Regions from separate parts of the Homo sapiens genome. Here region 1 is linked to region 2. A link is an interaction called in ENCODE POLR2A ChIA-PET data of the cell type or tissue named here. Cell type or tissue: CD4-positive, alpha-beta T cell. All regions are shown on one strand. Each heading gives the region's core, and the rest is flanking DNA. Links, peaks and the distances in the headings are about the cores only. Region 1 overlaps CRACDL (CRACD like). Region 2 holds the start of MGAT4A (alpha-1,3-mannosyl-glycoprotein 4-beta-N-acetylglucosaminyltransferase A).

Region 1 (9,446 bases), core at 469-8,468, 91 kb after region 2:
GGACGACAGTCTCTTTCAGTTCATTTCCTTCAGAAAATGGCTGTGACATACAAAGACAAGGTGGCCAGAAAATGGCTGTCTACACTCCTCCAGCATCCAGCTACCACCTGCCTTCTCTGTGCAATAAACTCTGAGGGTCAGTCCCCTGTGCTCTTCCCATCTTTTGGGGCCAAGAAAGAGCTTGCATGGCAGGAGGACATTAAATATTTGTTGAAAAAAAGAATGCATGAATGAGTGAGTACTGGAGTCTAGAAACAGAGGGTCAGAGACTGGAGTGTGTTACTCTGTCACCAACCCTGTCTGGAGGAATCAAGCTCAGATTAGCCAATGCTGGTTATCAAATGAGGTCCCCAGGTGAGAAGGGTGGTTTCTTGCACTACCTTCCAAAACACCAACATGTGACCATGACTTTGTAAAAAAAATAAATCTCATACCCAGAAACAAGACAGACTAGAAGGAGAGCTGACCTAGGAGTGATTTTTTTTTCTACATACTTTCTGTGTTTTGCAATTTTTCCACACAATATTCTCTAACTCCTTTGTTCTCATTCTAATCCTGCGTGCAGAAGCTGCTTTATGACCTGTAATTTAGACTCTGGGATGGATTGAACCAACAGGAGGATGCATAATGTTCTGCACAAATGAACAAGGCTGATAACCCTGGGCCATTTACTTCCTACGACAGATCAGCAAATTATGAACCAGGCTTATAAACAGGGCTCCTCTGCCTCGAGGAGCACAGACACATACTAAGCTTGCAGTAACCACTCCAGCACAGCCCCTGTGAGGCTCAGCCCCTTTGGCAACCCAGGCTCCTGTTTATTACAACCAACCACCATTGCATCCTTTCCTACTCCTTCTGCTGAAGCGTCCCTCCATTCCTTCAAAGAAGGAAAACAAGGTGTGGAAGAGAGGAGGAGGAATAAACCAGGTGCTGGGGACAAAGCAGTTTGAGTGCCCAAAGCCGAGTCATCTGGAACACTTCAATCATCCAACTTTACTGTACATGCCCTGGAGGGAGGACGGGGGAGGTGGCAGACTATCTGGGAGCTCTGGGCAAGGTATTTGCCACCACAACAGCAAATATTAGGTCTTTCTGGAAACAGAGTGATATTGTTATTAAAACTTTCATTATCTGTATGTTTTATGTGAACTGAATTGCTTCTAGCTAATGTAATTTGGGAGCAATGAGAATGATAATAGTAGAAGTGATAATAATCAATGAAAGCACAAACAGATTTGGCATCTAGGGAAAGTGTGGGGGCAGCTTCACTGCTGGGGTCTGACAGCGCAGACCCTGAGATTCTGCTCTGGTCAGCATGAGATAGCCCCTCAAGGTCCAGGTAGGATCAGGCAGCAGGCCCAGCCTGTCCTGGTACCTGTCCTTCCAATACCACTGCCCCTGCCCCCAGAGTTGCTTCCCTATAGAATGTGGGTAATTCCTTCCCTCTCTCTGTGTTAAAATGAATATCATTAACCATACCCATAAAGTAACCTAGATTCTTCTTTCGTTTTGAAATTCATCTAACTCTGACATTTCTATGGCTTTAGTGAATGTGATTAAACTTAGATGGATGAGACAATTCTCTTCTACTATATAAGCAAAGCTGTTAATAAAAAAAATACTCTATTACATTTTATAAATCAAAGAAAAATACACAAAGTATTTACAGATTATCCCAGGCATTTTATAGTGAAGAAAGCCTGGCTTAGGTTGAGAAACTTACATATAAATAATGGGCAAAGCATTGCCCTCTGAAGCTTCTTTTTCAGATCTGACTACGAGCTTGATATTCTGTTTTTAAGTTCCATTCATTTAGCAAGCTCTTGAGAGACATTTTCAATTCTAGGCCATGAAGGTCAGGGTTTCATGTGCACAGAGAGCAACTCCTTCCTCCCTTGCTACTTCAATGGCTTTTTGAATCACTCTACAATAGCTTCAATAACCTCAATGGAAATCTGCAGAGTGGATCGTCAGTGATGGTTTGAACTTCCTCCAGATTCCGCACTGATTATCCTACTGCAGTGGCAGCAGCAACACAAAATCACGGCTGTGCCAAGGGGCCTTCAGATTGGGAAGGCCACATGTGTGGGCTCTTTGGAACTGTGAATCCTTGTGTGTCACGTTAGGAATTTAAAGCACTGTAAAAGAGCCAGAAAAGATTAGACTATTTTGGAACTGTTTTCACATTGTTTTGTATGAGCTAATTTTCTTCCTATGTATGCATCTTCCTCTTAGGGTGCAGGATTCCCTAAGAAAGCTACTGGGTTCTATTTCCTCTCTGTCCCACAATACACTGCTTGAGTAGCCTGAAACATTCTTTTTTTTTTTTTTTTTTTTTTGAGATGGAGTCTCGCTCTGTCACCCAGGCTGGAGTGCAGTGGCGTGATCTCGGCTCACTGCAACCTCCGCCTCCTGGGTTCAAGCGATTCTCCTGGCTCAGCCTCCTGAGTAGCTGGGATTAGAGGTGCGCGCCACCATGCCTGGCTAATTTTTGTATTTTTAGTAGAGATGGGGTTTCACCACGTTGGCCAGGCTGGTCTTGAACTCCTGACCTTGTGATCCGCCTGCCTCGGCGTCCCAAAGTGCTGGGATTACAAGTGTGAGCCACCACGCCGGGCCAAAACATTTTTAAAAAACAAAATTTGTCATGGAAAACTTCTCCCTAGGGCCCCCATCACATGCACACACAACTTATTTGTGTAGTTTCATTTTCTGGTTCACAGATTTCCATTAATTTAAAAAACCAGCAGGTCAGGCATGGTGGCTCATGTCTGTAATCCCAGCACTTTGGGAGGCTGAGGCGGGCAGATCACTTGAGGTCAGGAGCTCGAGACCAGCCTGGCCAACATGGTGAAACCTCGTCTCTACCAAAAATATAAAAAAATTAGCCGGGTGTAGTATCGTGTGTGCCTGTAATCCCAGCTACTTGGGAGGCTGAGGCAGGAGAATCACTTGAACCCGGCAGGTGGAGGTTGCAGTGAGCCAAGATCGTACCACTGCATTCCAGCCTGGGCAACAGAGTGAGACGGAGTCTCAAAAACAAACAACAACAAAAACAACAAAAAACCCAGCAATGAAAGATTCTTTAGCTCTGCTGCAAATACACATTTTCAACAGATTTCTCATTTCATCTGAAACACTATAAGAAGTGACAAATGTCAAAGACAGAGAAAGGTCATCTACTTTGTCTCTGCTCATTTCAAAAGACAGCTGCTTTCAAATATTCTTACGTTCTGCCTCAATGTTAACCCAATCTCCCTTTCAGGACAGCAAGTAAATGCTGACCCTCTTGAGAGACTTACGTTTTATACAGACTTGTGATTCCAATATATGGAATACTTTCCATGTTGCAGCTGAGCCACGTGAACCTGATTATGAAGCAGGAGGAAATTCTTTCTTGGAGGAAAAGGTCAGAAGGACCCTAATAGAGGAGTATGTTTCATTTATAGCCAAGAAATAGCTTAGGCCCTGAAAGAACCTGCATCAAAATGAGTACACATGTCCTGGGATTTGGACTTTGCTGAGTTTCTTAGGTCAAAAGTGGGAGAAGAATTTGAGGGATTCGCTGAGAGTCCTATCAAAATCAGTTTTTACGTTTCTCTTTATCTCATGTTTACACACTGACTTCTCTGTACTTATGCAAAATCCTGGTATTTATTTTCCCTTTTCTACTCTTTATTCCTTATTTTATCTCTCTCTTTTTAAAACAGACAGGGTCTCACTCTGTCACCCAGGCTGGAGTGCATGGCACCATCATAGTTCACTGCAGCCTTGAACTCCTGGGCTCAAGCAATCCTATTTCAGCCTCGCAAGTAGCTGGGACTACAGGCCCTCATTACCACGCCTGGCCAGTTTTAAAATTGTTTGTAGAACGACGTCTCACTATGTTGCCCAGGTTGGTGTTGAACTCCTGGGCTTATCAGCAGGCCTTGGCCTCCCAAAGTGCTGGGATTACAGGCATGAGCTACCGAGGTCGGCCTATTCCTTACTCTAGATTAGGGGTGTCCAATCTTTTGGCTTCCCTGGGCCACACTGGAAGAATTGCCTTGGGCCACACATAAAATACACTAAACTAAGGACAGCTGATGAGCTTAAAAAAAAATTCGCAAAAAGTCTCAATGTTTTAAGAAAGTTTACGAATTCATGTTGGGCCACATTCAAAGCCGCCCCGGGCCCAGGCCGCGAGTTGGACAAGCTTGCTCTAGATCAGACATGATGTTAGTGGGAATTCTGACTCCTTCCAATTCCCCTGCAACAAAGTTTGTACCAGGAGCATTTGGCGAGTGTCCAGCAAGATGTGCCCGTGGATGTGGATCTCCCCAGGCCCTGCCCTTCCCGCACCCTCGGCGGGCTCTTACCAGCTCCCCTGCGCAGCGGCCTTTTCTCCGCCGTCCTGGGCTCCTTCCTGGGTTCCCGCTCTCCCGGGCCGGCGTCGGGGGGCGCGGGCTGGTGCGGGAGCGTGAAGCTCTGCAGAAGCGGCTTCCGGGGCAGGGGCGGCTTGGAGCTGAGCGGCTCGGGGGGCCGGGCCTTCCCCTTTCCTTGGTCGCTGGGGGCCCTGGTGCCTCGAAGGGCGGGGGCCGTCCCGAGGGGACACTTCTCCTCCTTCGGGAGCACGGTCAGCGACCTTTCTAACCGGACCTCGGCACTGTACCTCTTCACACCCTTCACCTCCTGAGAGGCGCCATCCCTGTATTTGAGCGAGAGGGAGGTGGACCGGAGCTTGACGGGGAAGGGGTTTCTGTCCTCACTCGGGGCCGGCTCCTGGGCGGCTGGGCAGGGCTCTCTCGTGCCGGGCGCGGCGGCCGCCTCCTGAGGGCTCTTGCGCGGCCCGGCCGGGCTGGCCGCCCTGTCCCCCGAGTCCTGAGGGCCGCGCTCCGCCAGCTTCCGAGGGCCAGGTTTCGCGTGCTGGGGCTCGGGGAGACCCTGGAGGTCGTCAAGAGCCGCCTCGCTCCTCCAGACCGGGCCGCTCCTCGCGAGGGGCAGGCGGCCGCTGGCCCGTTCCAGCGGGCGGGAGACGCCCGGACGAGGCCGCGCTCGGCACGAGGACACCGAGAACTTCTTCGCGCCTCGCAGCTCGGCACCGCCCCTCTCCGCCTTCCGCTCTGGCGCCGCCCTCTCGGCGCCCGCCGGTGGCGCCTCGGCTCGCTCGGCCTTGGGGCGCTCCGGGGCGGCGGCCTCTGCGTCGAGGGAACCGGGGCCGGGCTCCACCGGGGGAGACTCCGCAGCGGCAAGCGGCGGGGACGCGGCGGGGCCCTCGCTGGCGGCCGCGGGCCGGTGTTTCAGGCAGCTCTTGGGCGCCGGCGGGCTCGGGGCGGGCGCCGTGGAGGGCTCGGTCCCAATTCTCTCGGGCTCGGTCCCCGCTCCTCTCTCGGGCTCCGTCTCCGCTTCTCTCTCGGGCTCAGGCGCCGGCCCTGGGGGCCCCTTCTCCTCATCCGGGAGCACGGGCGGCGTCGGCTCCGCTTCCTTCGGGACACTGCGTTCTGGCCCGTCGCGAGCAGAGGGCGCCTCTGAGGTGGCGGCGGGGTCAGTCTCGGGGGGAGTCGTGTCCCCCTCAGGGATGGCGGTGGGAAACGGGCTCGCGACGTCTTCGGGAGCACAGACCACCTCCTCCGCCTTGTCCGTGGCCGGGGCACACGGGCCTGCGGGGGGCGCCTCCCCATCCTGCTTTCCGCCGTCGGGACCGGGATTCGGGGGGCCCTCCGGCGGGGACGGGGGCTCCACGCGGAGAGTGGGGGCCGACTCGGGCTCGGCGAGCTCCGGGGTGGCCGGGCGGCTTGAGGGGTCCTCCCCGGGGACGCCCCCCTCCTCCACGCTGGCCGTGAGCGCGGAGGAGTGCTGCAGGCGGGCGCGTCTGGCACGGGCCCCTCCGGGTGGCGGCAAGGGCGCCGGTGGCCCAGGCTCAGGGCCTCTGTCTGGCGCCACGTCCTGCTGCCCAGAGCTGGGGCGCTCTTCTGGGCTGACTTCCAAAAGTGGCTTCTCCTCGTTTTCCTCCTCCTCTGGGGTGCACGTCAGGTCGCTCAGGGATTCAGACTGAGCGCGCTGAGAGAAATAAAGATAAAAAGCATCGTCGCTATAGCCAATTCCAGGAAGCCTGTCACCTCCCCACTTTTTTCAAGGCTTATAATGGTTTAGTGATAGCAGCACTATAAAGCTGGCACTTAAGTAGGCATGTACCCACGGGTGTCTTTTCTCAGTCTGTATCCTACTGGTCTACTTGGGCTCACAAGTTTATCAGGACAATGGCAGATATGCCTCCAAAGTAAATGTCTACAGCTCCTCTGGCAGAGCCTCAAAACCAGTGGACTAGAGTAACGCCAAGGGAAGGCGACCAACAGCAGCCAGTGTCTGCTATGCTCTGTGCTCCCACACTTGTTATTTCATTTAATCTTCCATTCATCCCAGTGAGGAAGGGATGATGAGTCCCTTTTTGCACTTGAGAGCCAGGAACTCAGAGAGGCCAATACCTTGTTCAAGCCTGGGCAAGCAGGTGGCCGAGCTGAACAGCTGGGACTCTATGGCTCTGTGTTCCTCCCAGCCAGTCTCCCATGTCAACACTTCAGGAATGTACCCTCATAGTAAAGCCAGACTGGTTTTCCTAAAAGATGGCTCATATCATGCCAATAGCTAACCATGGCTTATAGGATAAAACCAAAATTTTCAGCTAAATTTAAAGTCCTAGATTCTCTGGTCTTAAGCCGTTTCTTCCACTCCCTACTCAGGTCAAACCAAGCCCTCAACACTGTGCCAGACACTTGGTCTGAGTGACTGTCACCTCCCCACTCTCCCCCACCCCCCTGCCCCCAACCTCCAAGATACTCTACCAGGGCCCCCAAGGACTATTTCAAACTCTCCCACTCTATGCAGTTTAAGATTCCCCCCTTCTCTGGCCTCCTGAAGCCCTACTGGCTTGGCAAACATACAGTGCCTTGTGATAGTCTTCTTCTGAAAGACCTCTAGAATTCAGATTCCAGTCCAACTTCCTCCTATTGTCACAAAGTCAGTTCCTGCTCTCTCGGGAAGGAAAGGAGCTCCAGGTAACCAAGAATCATTCAAAAGTAACATGTGGAAATGACGAAAAGGTTGATGGTGTAGAGACTGATCTTTTAGAAAGTTTGTGATATTAGACACCAAGAGTCACCCAGGCTATTGCTCTCTCCTTCCCCTTTTCTAAAGCAGGAACTGTGACAGGGTATGTTTGCAATAGGTTTTTCTTCTTGCTGTTTGTTATTATTTTAACATTTTTCATGGCATCTGCTTGCTAATAGAATATAGGATGCCTGGGATGTTTGTGACAATACCTAAGCAAACTCTTGCCAAAATGCACAATCCTATTCTTTTGGATTTAAAAAGAGGAAGAGGCACAAAGAAAGCTACAGAAGAACTTTCAAAAGCTGCAGGTTCTTTACTTTGCCATGTTGATGGCCTTCTGCTACTACAGGAAACTGCTGATGTTGAAACCTCTTTAGGATGGAGGTCACCTTTTAAAACTATCAGTCACAGAGCCCACACAAGGCAGCAGAGGGGGCAGCATGGCTGTTCTTTCCCATCCTGGGAGCATTTAGGGAGCATCTGAAAGCACCTTGATCCCTGAGAGGGGCCAGGCCACAAGGAAGGTCCTTATGGTTGGGAAGAGGGACCTCATGACCAACGGGCAAAGGGTGCTATGGACACTGAAGGACAGAGGCCCCCGGCATCATAGGTTCCACAACAGTGGATGGAGGAAAATATGGACACCTCTGAGAACTTCAGATATCCATGCCCGCTCCTTACCAAGCAGGGAAGGGGAAAAGAGGGAAAGACCATGGATGTGACAGAGTTGAAATCAAGGAAAGGCTGTTTACCTGTTTGCCCAGGCTGGCTACATCAGGTTTTCTGTTATTCTACAAAGTGGGATTCAAGAACTAAGTCAAGTTCAAATGTAAAGAAAGAAGGATATAAGCCCTGCCCAGATGGGAGCAAGAAGGGAGGCTGTGTTTCCACCTGGAATAGACACCACGCTTCGCTCTGTCACCAAGTCCTGGCCAGGTTGTGGCTGGCTATAAACGCCCTGGCCAGAGCCAAAGACATCCCCGTGGGATTCATAAATCACAGACTTGAGGGCCAGAAGGGAGCAGGCCCTGGCCCTGTAGTCTCATTCAGCACGAGTACAGGCAGGTCTTGAGTGACCGGACCTTGTCACACTGACACAGCACACAGCCTTTAACTGTGCATGCACTGGACACACACACCTAGGCACAAGTATCCTGGTTCCTAGCTGGCACATCAGCCTGAAGGTAACTCACCTTTGCTTCTTCCTCCAGCATTAGTCCCCTCAAAAGTCTACTCTGCTGGCATGAGTTTAAAGAACACCTTCCATATGCCCAAAGGAAAACTCACTCTCTTCAGGGAGTTGCTGAACTCCTGAGTGGCCCTAGCCCAACTGTCTCCAGCTGAGGCACCCAGCTTGCCCTGGGTACTTCACCAACACACCACAATCATGTCATGAGGGAAGGACAGAGGACATTAGCCTGTGAGCATCTCTTTATCAGCACTGTCATTCTCTGTGGCCAGGCTGGTCCCCACTCCAGGGGGGACGCGTTACAGTGCCCGTCAGGTAGGGGAGAGGGAACAACCCTATGTGAACCTCGAACCTGCCAGTAAATGAAGCCAAAGTATTCCATGAGCCAGTTTCTCAGCTTCTAGGACTAGGAGGTAACGACACCCTGAGGCAGCACACCCAAAGAGGGGTCTGTCTTTCCGAGGCATGCTCCCCATGCTACTGAGTAGGCCCTCATCCAAGACAGTTGTCCACGCTAGTGTTTCAGCTTCTTTCATTCACTCATTTGTTAATTCACTCATTTGTTTGTTCAGTGGTTCATCCATTCAACAACTCTGTGACTAGAAATGTTCTAAGGGCTGAAAATGCAGCCAGGACAGGGTCTCAAAGAAGACTGGCAATAAGAGCACATCCATTTACAAAGGTCACTTTGGCATGTGGCGAGTGTTCTGAAGGAAGTGAACGGGCAGGGTGAGTTTTTCTGGGGGACTCTCAGGCCCCAAGGCTGGGACACAGCAGCACCAAGGCCTGAGGCTAGAGGCAGCTCTTGAGCTCAAGAGGCAGAAAGGTGGCCAGAACGCTGAGTGAGAAAGAAGGTAAGAAGCCTGGGGGGTAGGCAGGACCTGATGTGCCAGGCCTGGAGCGTGGACTTTCCTCTGAGTGCAGGGGGAAGGCAACCAGTATTCAGTAGTGAGTGTGTGAGGAATGACGGACAGACGGATGGATGAATGAATGGAGCATTTCTGCAAGGGAGAGACAGATCTGGTTTATGTTTAAAAAGATGAGCAACTTCAGCTCCTGCAGCATGGCTCCATCAACTGTGGGGTGCTCAGAGGGGGCATGAGACCCTGTGTGGGGGAGTGAGGCAGGTTGGGGGGGGGCATAGGGGGGTGCCAAGCCTGCCTGG
Region 2 (9,446 bases), core at 923-8,922:
GAATACTGTTTCATTTTTATATCAGAAAGAAACTGCCAGCAGATAGCATGTAACATGCAGATTGCCAGGGTATTTGACCTAAGCATTTAGGCACCTTAACCAAGCAAAAACCCTAGTACATTTCATGCACATTTTCCGAGTCATTTTCCTTACCTTTCCCATTTTGCCATGTAGTATACCAAGACAAAGTAAGGAAGGAAGTGATAAATGCTAAAGCAGTGGCTACAGTTCCATTGCGGAGCCTCATCTCATTTCACCATCACACTGGTCCATATGTTTATGATGACAACAACCAGGACTGTTTTCTTTTTACCCTGAAAGTCAACTGAATGCAGTACTCCTGGCTCTAGGCCAATAAAAATCAATAAGAGAGGTTCATTTCAGATGATCTGCAGGAGGAGCCTAGCAGCAATGCTGTTCACAACTGTACTCGGGATCGTCTTTGCGGTCTTCACACGCTGATGCCTCGGCCTTTTCCCTTCCTATTCAGGGGAAAAGAGAAAGTCAAGCTCATTCGGTAATGCAAAATGTAAGTTTCTTCATTTACTATTCATCATTATAAACAGACTTTTGGCAGGGCTAAATTGCATCTATAAAGATTATCCCTACATCGAAACTACTCATTTAACATACTGGAATTATATGGTCCTTCTCCTCCTGGAAAAAAATACAAAACAGCTTCAAACTATATTCCCTCCTCATTGGTTTTGTTTTGTCTGTAAAAAGAAAGTTATGGTGACTGATTTTAAAGGGAAAAGTGGAGCTCACAGATTCCAAGATGAGAACTCTAATGATCACACAATGGTTCCTGAGTAACATAATCTTCACTCTCTCCAGTTTTCCTATTGCACAATAATAGGAAATTTTTTTAATAAGAAAATTGACAGAATACAATATATAAGGGTCAAAAGACCTGGACCCTTGACCCAGCTCTGTCATTACTTACATGATTTGGGGCATGCCACTTATCTAGGTCTCAAGGTTTCATTCACAAAATGAGGTAACAATCTGTCCTGTGTCCTCTTTCACATATTGTCATAAATTATTAAAAGGTTACAGTTATAACTGCTGTTTATCACTGTCATAAAATAAATGTCGTTTTTCCAGTGACTAACCCACTCCCAGGGTGTAAACTGGAACTATTTAAGCATTTAGAAAATGCAGCAATCCAGCCAGGATACTGTACACCTTAGGCTCTATCACTCTGCATTGCTTTAAATCAAGAAATCTGGGAAATCACCACTGATCGAACAAAGCTGTTGGGAAAAGGGAAAGAAATGAAGTCTTAGAAGTACTTAAGCACAGCATTCAGCATATAATAGGTTCTCAAAAAATGTCAACTGTACTAAAAACCAAACTTTTTTGGTTAATTGAACAACAACAAAACCAGCCAGCTACTGGTTCCAGTCCACTCTATGCATGGTCAGTCTCAATCCCTGGAGGCACGCCAGGCCCTCCAAGATGTGAACAGATTCCTGGTAGCCTCAGGAGGTGCCACAGGATGCACCTGGTAATATACTGACACTGTAGTGGGGGAGTTAATATACCTCGAAAAATGGCCAGCAGTTCCAAGGGAAAATTCTCTCTGGGGAAGAGCACAACCGATTCAAGCAGCCATTTGCAGGCAATTCAGAAATTGCCACCACCACTGCTTCTTAACACTGAACACTACTAGAAATTCCCCCTAGTAAAGAAAGATCACAGGGGCATAGTACTAATAATGACAGCCACTACAACTTATGAAATGTTTCCTATGTGCCTGATCCACCACATGGTTTAAATCTTCACAAAATCGTTCCTATGAGGCAGGCATTATTAACCCTGTTCTACACACAAGGAAATGAATCCAGAGAAAGAACTCGAATTTGTTTGTCTCCAAAGTCCAAGCTCTTAGCTGCTACACTTTCCCTCTCAAATGAGGCCTCCTGCACCTGGCAATATGAAGAGAAGTTCCAGGGATACTCCAAGTATCAGGTAAAACTGCAGAATTATACCCAACTGTAAGTGTAAATTAAAAAAATAAATTATATAACACACACTGATCTACTAAGGAGTAAGTTGCAAAATTCATGGAAATTTTCAAAGTGTATGTTTATACAACTTTAAACAAATCTCCACTTCCTGTAGCTTTTGGCTAATACCTCACCACAACCCTCCACCAAACTATGCCTGTTAACCCTCAGACAGCAGCTCTACCTTCCACATAATATTCTAGAAGCACCTAACCTCTTTTACTACCTGAACACAAAGAGATCTAAAAATATTCTCATGCAGAAGTTATCATTGTTCTCTAAGATTGAACTTATTCACCTTCTACAGTTAAGACAAGTTAACATCAAACATGCCCACGTCTACAGTTTAGAATTAAAATCTTCACAGTGGCCAGGTGTGGTGGCTCATGCCTGTAATCCTAGCACTTTGGGAGGCTGAGGCAGGCAGATTACCCGAGGTCAGGAGTTCAAGGCCAGCCTGGCCAACATGACGAAACCCTGTCTCTATTAAAAATACAAAAATTAGCCAGGAGTGGTGGCAGGTGCCTGTAATCCCAGCTTACTCGGGAGGCTGAGGCAGGAGAATTACTTGAACCTGGGAGGCAGAGGTTGCAGTGAGCCGAGATCACACCACTGCACTCCAGCCTGGGTGACAGAGACTCAGTTTGAAAAAAAAAAAAAACTTCATAGCAAGACTGCTCTAATTGTCTTAAATCAATAAGCACCCAATAATGAATTCTGATTATAAAAACACGGGTGATAATTCTATGAATTATATAACTTGGAACATTAATCCCGGTGTGGCATTATATTAAAATACTTATAACTTTCAGCTGCTATCTACTTAGCCCTATTTTACTTGAGAAAGAATTTTGTTCTAGTAAAAGATCTAAAAAGCATACAGGTTATTAGAGTAAGCACTCAATTCATAATAACGGGGAGGTAGAGCGCACATCATATAGTTAAGGATATTTTAAAAGTTTTACTAAATACAAATAAAGCTTGTAAAAACATTCCGTAGAAATGCATAGAGACAAGTAAATGAACTCTAAAACCAAAGTAAACTATTGATATACTACCCCTAATATATGAAAAAAAAAAAATACTGGATCCAGTAAGTTATGAAACTCTGAAGATACTTACAATAAATTCTACTAGCAAATAAGCCCTGAAATTTTGCAAGAAAAATATGCGTGTTTTACTCAGTAAGAATGTAGTCATACATTTTTAATTAGGGTTTCCCAGCTAATAAGTTTAACTGCACGGCACAAGTGAAGAAACTCTTCGGACAAGAGTAAAACCAAGGATCTACTCACTCTTCAATTATGAGACATAATTCACAGGCTGGCTTGTAAGACACAGGTGACCCACATTTTTATTAGTGTCCACATTTGCAAAAATTTTAATCTAGCCCCTTAATATTCTCGGAGACTATAATCTAACACGTTTGAATCTTTAACAACAACAAAAAAAGGTAGTGGCTAAAATTGCTAGTCATTTCTCCACCCTCCCAAAGGTGAATGGAACTTTCAACTCTAGACATCAGACTGTTTTGTTAGCAATCCTTTAAGGGCTTCAGTCTTCATTTTATTATTGGATACAAAACCTTTACTTATTTTAAAGTGTTCTCTGAAATACTCAATATAGTCCACGGCTGAGAACACTTTGCCGAACGTTTGGCATCTTCCTTAATCAGCATCCCACAGACAGGGTAGAGGTGACTTAAGAATGAAAGGCACAATAATCCCTGATATCTGGAATCAATAAAATCCATGACGTAAGCCTATATAACTTTACACACCACAATTGTGGCAAAATTCATTTATTTGCCATTTATAAACGGGTCAGTAGTTTTCTTTAATACAGCTTACGTAATGTCATCGCCCAGTGCGTTTTCGGGTTTACACGTGTGGGTTAAAGAAATCTATGTCAAGATAACCTGTTCATCAAACTGTTTTTTAAACATTCAGAAAAAGAAACATAAACCACAAAACGCATATTTTTATTCTAAATTTACAGTCTACGTTCCAACGAACGACTGTCATTATCTTTTATCAAATAATCTGTCCAACAGCAAAAGCACAACAGCAAAATACGTGGAAAGCATTCAAAGCATACATTGTGCCTGCTTCTATTTTCCAATGCGGAATGTAGGCAATGAAACCGCTCCAGAGAAACACACTGTTGCGAGGAATAAAGGCGGGTGTGCAAGTGGCTCGACTGCCAGCTCAGAAAAGCTCGCCTCCGAGATGTCACCTGGCACACTTGGTGGAGTCACCGAGACCCAGCCTCAGGGTCCTACTGCAGCTTCCTCATTACGGAGAGAGCTGAGGCCTGGGGAAACGGGGGCTGCTCTTTCACGCGGGCCCCGCAGCCCTTCACTTTGTGTGAAAATTCCCTGCGAAGGCTGCACGGCCGGTCCCCTCGGGAGCAGCCCCTGCCCCTGCGCCTCGGACCGTCCGGCCCCGCCCACCTGCCCCGCGGCCCCCGCGAAAGCGCCGACTCCCGCGCAGCCCCCGGGTCCCACAGGCAGCTGTCCCTCCCCCTCCGCACCCCCCGGATCAGCACTTTGCTCCACTTTCCCCCAAAGTCGCCGAGCCCCGCCACGCCGGGGAGCGCCAGGAACGCACCAGGCGCCGAGCCGGCCGCAGAGAGGGCGCGCGACCCCGAGGGGTGCGCGGTGCGGGGCAGGGACGCTGGGAGGACGGCCCGGCCCGCGCCCCGCCGCCCGCCCCCGAGGCCCAGCCGCTCCCGGAGCCGGCCCCGCGCCCAGAGGCGCCAACAGCTCCCCCGCACAGAGCTCCGGCCGGGCCGCGGCGCAGTAGGCTCCTTTACCAGCAGGTGGATCTCCCGCAGCCCGGGGCCGCCAGCCCGGCCGCCGGCGCCGCCCCCAACTCCCGCGCCCTCCGCGCAGCCGCCCCGCGCCCCCTCCCGCCCCCGCGCGCCGCCGCTGCCGCCGCGAGCCCCTCACCCGCCGCTGGCGTCGCCGTGCTCCCGCGGCTGCCGGCGGAGCTGCTGTAGCCGCCGCCGCCGCTGCCGCCGCCGCTGCGGGCCGCCCCGCCCGCCCCGCCGGCTCCGCCCCCGCCGCTGGAGCGCCCGCCCCGCCCCGCCCCGCCGGGCCGCCCCGACCCCGCCAGCCATTGGCCGGCCCCGCGGGCCCCGCGCCCCGCGCCCCGCGCCCCACCAGTGGCCCGCGCGACTGTCACTTAGGGGCGCCGCCACGCAGCCTGCGGAGCGTTCGGGAGGCTGGCCCGGCTCATCGGTGTCACGGCGAGGTCCGGAGCGGAGCCGCGGTCTCGGGTCCCAGCTCTGGGCGCCGGCCTGCTCCCCGCCGCCCCGCTGCCACATCTGGCTGAGATCCTCCCGGCGCGTGCAGGGACCGCTCCGGCGGCCAACAAAGGCCCGGGCGAGCCCTCGGCCTGCGCCTCGGCGCGCGACCCGACCACCCGGGGCTGCCCCAGCTCCCAGGCGCCTGCCTGCCTCGACCCGGCCCCTTCCCAGCGGCGCGCCCCGCTCCGGGCCGCCCAAACTGGGCGGCCTCCCCGGGGACAGGTCCCGGGCCCAGCCCCACAGGAGCTCCCGAGGCCCCGCGGACGGTCGCGACAGCCCCAACTTCCCGGTGAGAACCCCGCGAATCGGCCAGAAGGGCTGATTTCAGCAACTGGGAAGGAGAAAAACAACTAGGGTTTCAACGCACATCGTTGGGTGCTAATGCCCCTGATTTTCCACTATGCCCCGTTTTCTTGAACCCCATGTCCTTATCTGTCGCCGTTTCACAAGGTTAGAGGTTAACTTCAAAGGCAAAAAACTGACTCGTTTGTAGAAAGCCTGGGTGGTCTGTCCCTGTTTTTCATAGTATCCATAGGACTTGTGCTAACAGTAACTACCCCTGGGTACGTCCTCTTTTGAATACTTAACTGTATAGCAGGCAACCGTATAGCAGGCATGGGTGTTAGATCGTTTATTGCATATCTCATGTTTTAAATTTATTCCCCATTTTTCATAAGAGGAAACTAGCTGAGAGGTGAAAGGGCTTGCCCAAGGTCACACAGCTGGTAATGGTTCAAAAACAAGGGATGTGTTAACTTTATTGCCGCAATAATCCTTACAGCAATCCTACCGAGTAACCTGTAAGGGAATTGAGGGGCCAAAGATCAAGGAGGCAGCCTTGTTCCTGCCAAACTCCCAAAGTAATAAGTAGATTCTTTTCAGAAAACAGTAATTTCAATAATCGAAAACTCTTAAGAGGCATCAATCAGAACAGGGTCCCCTCCCCACCTCCGATAAATTCCATTATTTTTATCTCAAGATAAGAATAATTAATAATCAGCTAGAACATGCATGGAGTTATCAGCCTTCCCATGTTGAGGTTTCTCCATGACGGCTAATTTAAAACTTCAGGAAGAGACACGTAACATCCCTGCTCCCATAGTCTCTTACTAGTTTAGGGGAACCATACCAAAAGATCTGTCCACTGCCCAGCACTGTGGACACAACTTGGGGGATCACAGCCATGATATCCAATGACAGCTCTTCCCTCTACTTTGAGTGTGTTTTCTCTCTACTTCCGGTTTGGCTGTGTCCCCACCCAAATATCATCTTGAATTGTAAATCCCACAATTCCTGTGTGGTGGGAGGAACCTGGTGGGAGGTAATTGAATCATGGGGGAGGGTCTTTCCCATGCTGTTCTCGTGATAGTGAATAAGTCTCACGAAATCTGATGGTTTTAAAAAAGGGAGTTTTGCTGCACAAACTCTCTTTGCCTGCCACCATCCATGTAAGAAGTGACTTGCTCCTCCTTGCCTTCCACCATGATTGTGAGGCCTCCCCTGCCATGTGGAACTGTAACTCCATTGAACCTCTTTTGTCCGTTGCCCAGTCTTGGGTATGTCTTTATCAGCAGCATGAAAACGGACGAATACATTGGGGACCTGAAAGCCAGGTTTCCTGTATTCTATGACAAAGCCATTGCCAAGTAGCAAGCTGGCAATTTGATTCATGACCAGATGTAAACAGAGGTAAAGACTGAGACCATTCCAAGGTAAAGCTTTTAATACATTGTTGGATATATCCTGCCTAAAATATCTCCTAGGAATAGATGATTCTAGGCTTTGCTATTACAGTGCTCTTAATGACAGACAAGCAAACTACTTCTTGCAGAGGAAGAAAGTCCTGCCATTTGATAACATCATGGAGAATGCCCCCAAGCCATTTTCATGAATTACCCAAAAGACCAAATGGAACAGGAGCTATTATCCCTATTTTATTCACGAAGAAACTGAGGCCCTGAGAAATTAAGACATTTGACAGATACAAACAGTAATTTAGGCAATTAGTAAATGTTTGAATCAGAGTTCAAATCCAGGTCTGTTTGATTCCAGAGCCCCTACATCACCCCTCCAGACTATCTCTCTGCTCACATCTTCAGCAAGTTACAAAATTTTGTTGAGTGGATGAATATTTTTACATATATTTCCCAGCTGGGCACAGTGGCTCATGCCCATAATCCCAGCACTTTGGGAGGCAGAGGTAGGAGGATTGCTTGAGCCCAGGAGTTCGAGACCGGCCGGGGAAACAGAGAGAGACCCATGTCTTTAAAAAAATAAAAATTAAAAATTAGCCTGGTGTGCATGCATCAGTAGTCCCAGCTACTGGGAAGGCTGAGGCATGAGGATCATTTGAGCCCAGGAGTTCCAGGCTGCAATGAAATATGATCATGCCACTGCACTACAGCCTGGGTGACAGAGTGAGACCCTGTCTCTCTCTCTCTCTCTCTCTCTCTCTCTCTCTCTCTCTCTCTCTCAAAAGAAAGAAAAAAAAAAGCCAGGTGTGGTGGCTCACTCCTGTAATCCCAGCACTTTGGGAGGCTGAGGCGGGCAGATCACCTGAGGTTCAGGAGTTCAAGACCAGTCTGACCAACAGTGTGAAACCCTGTCTCTATTAAAAATACAAAAATTAGCTGGGCATGGTTGTGCGTGCCTATAATCCCAGCTACTTGGGAGGCTGAGGCAGGAGAATCGCTTGAACTCAGGAGGCAGAGGTCACAGTGAGCCAAGATCGCGCCATTGCACTCCAGCCTGGGCAACAAGAGTGAAACTCCATCAAAAAAAAAAAAAAGATGTTTCTCTTCACCTTCTCCAGTTTTTTCTCTTAGTGAAGGAAGGAAATGAAAGCATTTACAGACATTCTATAAGCAGAGGCATATGTCAGAGGAGAAAGGAATAGGGGGAAGGACAAACTTCAGTTATAGACTCCACCGGCTTATTCAGATAAAAAGCGGAATTTCCCCTGCACTCTGGGTAGTGGAGGAAGCACAGCAGAAGACAAAAAGTGTACAGGAAAAACACAACTGCTTTCACTTGGAGGCTTTTTTGATACTTCGTTGCTGCTTCAACTGGCAGCAGAAGGGCAGGTTTTGGAAAATAGGGTTACACTTATCTCAAACCATATACATTGTAGCTCAGGAAAGTCTGGATTTCAGTGAGTTGTCCCAAGAAACTGGAATGCCATAGAATATATTATTCCAAGGTATAGGGTATAATTGGTTGATGATTCATGTTAACTTAGCAGAGTTTATGATCCTGGATTTTCCAACTAAGTCCATAGTATCTGTTAATAATCAAAGACAATCCATCCAAACCCCACTGAATCCCATTCCATATCTTTTTCTCTTTTTAATATTGTTGATGATGATTCTCCTCCTCTATCACTTCCTTTTTATTTATTCTCTACTTCTACAGTTTCTGTTTCTGCCTTTATTTCTCAGTGGAATTGTACCCAAGAGGTTCTGCCAGAACTTTACCATTTATTTTGTAGTCTGTCCCCAACAAAGCTTCTATGTTGAGGCTGTTTTCCTTTCCACACACATTTTTGCTGTTCCACAAACTTTTTCTGAGTGCCTATGATTACAGAGGCAGCTGTTATCTAACCACAAAGTGCTCACAGTAGAAGAAATGGGTAAGTAATTAAACCATAGTACAATGCTACAAACGCACAGTTCTGGGACAGCCGATAGGATTAAGCCATCTGGGGGCAAGGAAGCCTTCCTGGAAGTGATATCTGAGCTAAAAGCAGAGTACACACAGGGAGTGAATCTTTTCCTTTTATCTCTTTGATGGTAAATGGCTGTTGGTGGGGCCATGCCTATAGCAGTCAGCTTCTAAGAATTCAAGCACATAATCTCTAGTTTTCTTTTCTACCCCAGCCCCCTCCATGCATTAACAATCAAGCTTGCATTATTTATGAATATTTATAAAGATTGTGTTTTCTGGCTTCTTGGCTACTAGCTCTAGTGAGATTCTTTCCCCGACCCAGTGTAAAGCCTGCTAGAGGAATCACATCAGGAGGTTCTCCCTGGCTTTTTATTTTATTTTTATTTTATTTTATTTTATTTTATTTTATTTTATTTTATTTTATCTTATTTTATTTTATTTTGAGATGGAGTTTTGCTCCTG

What was found. ChIA-PET counts read pairs that join two places held together with the same protein. Peaks named below come from ENCODE experiments on the same cell type or tissue, not always from the same donor. Only the 100,000 strongest peaks of a DNase experiment are listed, where the experiment ranks them.
Region 1: POLR2A ChIA-PET joins it to region 2 with 44 read pairs; 12 of 35 experiments call an interaction of 5 or more read pairs at or near these places.

What each region holds. Positions count from the first base shown.
Region 1 is chr2:98,817,496-98,826,941 of GRCh38, forward strand. It overlaps CRACDL (CRACD like), which reads right to left. Exons shown (of 10, transcript NM_207362.3): 7 at 4,362-6,042. Among named protein-coding and RNA genes, the nearest start is that of LINC02611, 50 kb to the left of the region's middle. In CD4-positive, alpha-beta T cell, for the core only: CTCF peaks have their summits at 5,539 and 5,749; DNase peaks (open chromatin) are centred at 5,136 and 5,766; H3K4me3 peaks cover 506 bases; H3K27ac peaks cover 617 bases.
Region 2 is chr2:98,726,086-98,735,531 of GRCh38, forward strand. MGAT4A (alpha-1,3-mannosyl-glycoprotein 4-beta-N-acetylglucosaminyltransferase A) reads right to left here and starts at 5,047. Exons shown (of 16, transcript NM_012214.3): 1 at 4,963-5,047; 2 at 154-482. The coding sequence starts at 247. It overlaps LOC107985922 (a long non-coding RNA gene), which reads left to right and starts at 5,196. Exons shown (of 2, transcript XR_007087150.1): 1 at 5,196-5,610. RefSeq lists silencers at 5,055-5,384, 5,405-5,594, 5,701-5,995. In CD4-positive, alpha-beta T cell, for the core only: no CTCF peak of the experiment used is centred there; DNase peaks (open chromatin) are centred at 4,276, 4,886, 5,206, 8,286 and 1 weaker place; H3K4me3 peaks cover 6,619 bases; H3K27ac peaks cover 5,921 bases.